2 separate regions of the Homo sapiens genome follow, and region 2 is linked to region 1. A link is a contact called in ENCODE Hi-C or POLR2A ChIA-PET data. All regions are on one chromosome and are shown on one strand. The core of a region is the stretch at or near the end of the contact, and the rest is flanking DNA. Distances in the headings are between cores, read along the strand shown.

Region 1 (2,669 bases), core at 108-2,607:
CTGAAGCTCCCATGCTTGAGAGACCTTGTGAAAATATCATGCAAAAATAGAGATTCATGAAGAGCTCTAGCTGCCCAGCCCCGCTTCATGCAATCATGCAGTCCCAGCAGACACTGCATGGAAGAAAGGTGAGCTATCCCACCCAAGTGCTGCACAACTTGCAAATTCATGAGCTAAATAAATGATCATGTTTATTTAAGTCACTAAATTTTAGGGTGATTTGTTATGCAGTAATAGAAAACCAGAATATGCACTGAAACCTCCAACACTAATCACTTTCATTTCCGCTGATGATATACCCTCCATAGTCTTCATATGTGCAGCTGCCTCGGCCTACAAGTCATCATGAGCCCACAATATCCCAGCCAGTATACACATACCCTCATTTAACGAGTTACTTTGCTTTCAAGAGTCAGTGTAGCTGTTGCAGTTTCAATCATCTTTCTTCAAATTGGTGAGTAGGTGGTTAAGGACCCAAGCTTCTAGTCAGAATACCTAAGGCTGAGTATTTTTTTGTTGACTCCTTCCAGGCTGTGAGACTTAACCTCTATAGACCCCTATTTCCTCCTAAAGAGAGTAATTATAAAACTTCTATCTTAGATGTACTGTGGAGATTAATTTATAGCTCCTAGCAAAGTCCCTGGTATTTAATATTCAGTGGTATTCAATATATGTTGCTCTTATTAGAGCACTATTATATTGCATCACAAGTGTCTATTTATTCTTCCATTTTCTCCTCTAAACTGTCAGTCATTTGAGAACAATAACAGTGGTTCTTCAATGCCTGGCACCTAGAATATGCAAAACACAATTTTTATTAAATAAGTAAATGAACAAAAAACAAACAAATGGTAAATGGATGAATAAATGAATGAGTGAATGAATGAATGAAAGAGTAGGTAAATATAATCTGGCTTCCCTTTAACTTCTTATACCCAGCATGTAGGAGAGGTACGGTGGTAGAGATTTCCAGTCCTGTGGGAAGTAGTCTTAGTGGCTGGCTGCATGCTTTTCTTCATGTCAGGTCCAATTTTTCTCTTTTCCTAGTGGTGCTACAGTACCACAAACATTATTTCTGAGTCTCCCTCATCCCCAAAACCATGTAGAGAGCATCCTCACTTGGGCAAGTGAAATGTTTTGATCCTGACAATCCAAACCAGATGGCAGGATTGTAAGAAAAGTCACTTCCATAATCTCACATGGCCTCTAGCTACAGGTTTCCTTTGCACTTCTAACCATTTTATAGCATGCCATCTAGGTGCCTGACCTTGCCAAGTAAAATCCAGTTAATCTTTACAATGTCATTCCTCTTTATGGCCTCCACGATATGGCAATGCCATATGGTGGCAATGCTATGGAAGGGACTCTGCTCTTACCTGTTAAGCAAGTTTGCATTGCACTAAGCAAATAATTTGCCTTCTGCCTCATGTATATTTCCCTAGTAATATCTGCTTAATGAAAAAATTGAGAGAAATTATTAAAGAGTAGCACAATATTGACTAATAAGAAAGATGAGAAGATTCTACATTTTATTTTTATTTCACAATAGAATTTACGTATATGTATATTTATAGATAAAATTCTGATAAGAAAAGCTCACAAGCTACAGATATGCTGGCTGAGTTGCAATAACCGTCACTGGAACGCAGTGCTATTCCAGTACATCAGTGTTATGTAAGGACATTTTTATTTCAATAGCCAGAAAACCCCAATGTGCCTGTTAGTGTTTGGTATGTCCCCTTGCCTCAGCATTTAAAAAGCCTAAAATATTTTTTAAAGGAGTACAATACAGGGGGTTGGCTGTCTACTCAAATAAATTGTTTTAAAAGCAAATGTGGAGTTTATCTTATTGCTGTTATTATTATAGGCTCTATGCTTTTTATAACTTTAATCTTATAAATTTAATTATTTCTACATTCTTTCTCAGGAGGAGTTGTTTGAAGTCTACAGAATGCTGAGGTTTAGAAAGATTTCTGAGGTGTGGCATCACATCTTCTGATTGGGCAGCATTCTCGAACGATGTGGGCCTTTGCTGCTGACTCACCAGAGGGCAGCAACTTCGAAGCTTGATGTCAGCATGCAGGAATGCCAGGCACTTCTCTCTGGCAACCCCCAGCTGTAGCCCAGAGTTAAGCAAAGCTTTTTGGGTTAGCCTCTGACCAACCTCCTGGCTGGACTTCTCAATGCCCCAATAGCCAAGCTCCAGAAAAGAAAATCCAGATCTTAGCAGGGCAACACTAAACTCTTCCAGCTATATATCAGTGGTGATAATGACATAATTGCCCAGTCATAGTTGGGATATGTGGGAAAGTGGGTATGGTTTTCTGGGCACCCCTCCCCTCTCTTCACGCACCACACACACACACACACACACACACACACACACACACACACACACACATCTGTTCTAGAATGAAAACCCCAGAATGCAGAAAGTAACCTGTGAATAGTCACTAGTAAGATTTCTAGTTTTCTGGATAGATTGTGTTTGTTTGTACTCCTGGTTATTTGACCTGCCTCAATTTTCCCACATTTCTGACTGGCCCAACTGAAGCCTCAGATGAGAGCAAGGACCATCTCTGAGGTCCATTCCACCTTAATAGTCTATAATCTCATGAATTTAGCTAACTGGGCACTTTCTGAGAGGACTGGCTTTCTAATGCTGATAA
Region 2 (2,669 bases), core at 123-2,622, 94 kb before region 1:
TCTCCTTTATAAAATCATCAGATTTCATGAGACTTATTCACTATTGTGAGAACAGTATGGGGGAAACCACTCCCATGATTCAATTATCTCTACCAGGTCCCTCCCATGACATGTGGGGATTATTAAACTTCAAGGTGAGATTTGGGTGGGGAAACAGCCAAACCATATTATTCCACACCTAGCCCCTCCCAAATCTCATGTTCTCACATTTCAAAAACAATCATGCTTTCCCAACAGCTCCCTGAAATCTTAACTCATTTCAGCATTAACTCAAAAGTCCACAGTCCAAATTCTCATCTGACAAGGCAAGTTCTTTCCACCTATGATCCTGCAAAATCAAAAGCAAGTTAGTTACTTCCTAGATACAATGGGGATACAAGCATTGGGTAAATACACCCATTCCAAATGGGAGAAGTCAGCCAAAAGGAGGGGACTACAGGCTTCATGCAAGTCCAAAATCCAGCAGGGCAGCCAAATTTTAAAGTTCTGAAATGATCTCCTTTTACTCCACGTCTCATATCTAGGTCCTGCTGATGCAAGAGGTGAGCTCCCATGCCCTCTTGGGCAGTTCCACCCCTGTGGCTTTGCAGGGTACAGCCCACCTCTCAGCTGCTTTCACAGGCTGGCATTGAGTGTCTGTGGCTTTTCCAGGTACGTGGTGTAAGGTGTTGGTGGATCTACCGTTCTGGGGTCTGGAGGACGGTGGCCCTTTTCTCACAACTCCACTAGGCAGTGTCCCAGTGGGGAATCTGTGTAGGGGTGCCAGCTCCACATTTCCCTTCCACACTGTCCTAGCAGAGGTTCTCCATGAGGGCCCAACCCCTGCAGCAAACTTCTGCCTGTTCATCCAGACGTTTCCATACTGCCTCTGGAACCTGTGTGTTCCAGGTCCATACATCCTCTGAAATCTACGTGGAGGTTCCCAAATCTCAGTTCTTGACTTCTGTGCGCCCACAGCCCAATACCAAATGAAGGCCACCAAGGCTTGGGTCATGCACCCTTTCTGAATCAATGGCCTGAGTTCTAGCCATGGCTAGGGCACAGGGCACCAAGTCATGAGAATGCACAATGTAGCAAGGTCCTGGGCCCAGCCCACAAGACCACTTTTTTCTCCTAGGCCTCCAGGCCTGTGATGGGAGGGGCTTCTGGAAGACCTCTGGCAGGCCCTAGAGACATTTTCCCTATTGTCTTGGTGATTAACATTTGGCTTCTCATTACTTATGCAAACTTCTGAAGCCAGCTTGAATTTATCCTCAGCAACCGGGTTTTTCTTTTCTATTGCATCATCAGGCTGTACATTTTCTGAATTTTCGTGCTCTGCTTCCCTTTTAAACATGTTTCAGTTCCAAAGCATAAATCTGCGAATACATAAAACTCAATGCATTTAACAGCACCGAAGTCACCTCTTGAATGCTTTGCTGCTTAGAAAATTCTTCTACCAGATACCCTAAATCATTTCTCTCAAGTTCAAAGTTCCACAAATCTCTAAGGCAGGGGCAAAATGCCAGTCTCTTTGCTAAAACATAGCAAGAGTCACTTTTATTCCAGTTTCCAACAAGGTCTTCATCTCCATGTGAGACCACCTCAACCTGAACTTTATTGTCCATGTATCAATGTCAGCATTTTGGTCAAAGCCATTCATCAAGTCTCTAGGAAGATCCAAACTTTCCCTTCAAACTTCTTCCTGTCCTCTTCTGAGCCCTCCAAACTGACCCAACCTCTGCCTGTTTCTCAGTTCCAAAGTCATTTCCACATTTTTGGGTATCTTTACAGCAGCACCCCACTCTACCAGTACCGATTTACTGTATTAGTCAGTTCTCATGCTGTATAAGACATACTTCAGACAGAGGAATTTATAGAGAAAAAGAGGCTAAATAGACTCACAGTTCCACATGGCTGGGGAGGCCTCACAGTCATGGCAGAAGGCAAAGGAGAAGCGAAAGCTTGTCTTAAATGGTGGCAGGCAACAGAGGGTGTACAGGGGAATTCCCTTTTATAAAACCATCAGATCTTATGAGACTTATTTACTACCATGAGAACAATAGGAGGGAAACTGCCCCCCTAATGCAATTTCCTCCACCTGGCCCCACCCTTGACACATGGGAATTATTACAATTCAAGGTGAGATTTGGGTGGGGACACAACCAAACTATATCAGGAACGAATCATGGAAAGAATATTTCAGGACATTATACATAATTTCTCCAACCTTGCTAGAGAGGCCAACATTCAAATTCAGGAAATGCAGAGAACCCCATTGACAAAGAGACATATACTCCCACATAATAATAGTAAGAGACTTTAACACTGTACTGACATTATTAGATAGATTATCCAGACAAAAAAATTAACAAAAATATTCAGGACATGAACTCAGCACTAGATCAAATAGACCTGATACACATCTGGAGTACTCTCCACCCAAAAACAATAGATTATAAGTTTTTCTTATTGTCACATGGTACAGACTCTAAAATCAATCACATAATTGCACATAAAACACTCCTGAGCAAATGCAAACTACTAAAATCATTTACAAAGTCTCTCAGACCATAGCATAATCAAATTAAAAATCAAGACTAAGAAATTCACTCAAAACAATACAATTACATGGAAATTAAATAATATGCTCCTGAATGCCTGTTGGGTACATAATGAAATTAAGGCAG

What was found. Hi-C counts contacts between places; a loop is a spot of excess contacts on that map. ChIA-PET counts read pairs that join two places held with the same protein, here RNA polymerase II (POLR2A). Pooled maps may share reads with other maps.
Region 2: a pooled map shows a loop between it and region 1 (2.3-fold over the local background). The contact joins two enhancer-like sites. A Hi-C loop is called at or near these places in 8 of 50 pooled maps. POLR2A ChIA-PET finds 5 or more read pairs at or near these places in 2 of 52 experiments (OCI-LY7 and T-cell).

Annotation. Positions count from the first base shown.
Region 1 is chr9:22,102,864-22,105,532 of GRCh38, reverse strand. All of the region lies in intron 14 of CDKN2B-AS1 (CDKN2B and CDKN2A antisense cis and trans regulatory RNA 1), which reads right to left. Among named protein-coding and RNA genes, the nearest start is that of CDKN2B, 95 kb to the right of the region's middle. RefSeq lists enhancers at 1,924-2,423, 1,446-2,645, 2,424-2,669. Within about 2 kb of position 1,357, at least 20 of the 41 ENCODE cell types and tissues checked have a DNase peak (open chromatin) inside an H3K27ac peak, as active enhancers do.
Region 2 is chr9:22,196,479-22,199,147 of GRCh38, reverse strand. No RefSeq gene overlaps it. Among named protein-coding and RNA genes, the nearest start is that of CDKN2B, 190 kb to the right of the region's middle. RefSeq lists an enhancer at 1,733-1,792. Within about 2 kb of position 1,372, at least 2 of the 41 ENCODE cell types and tissues checked have a DNase peak (open chromatin) inside an H3K27ac peak, as active enhancers do.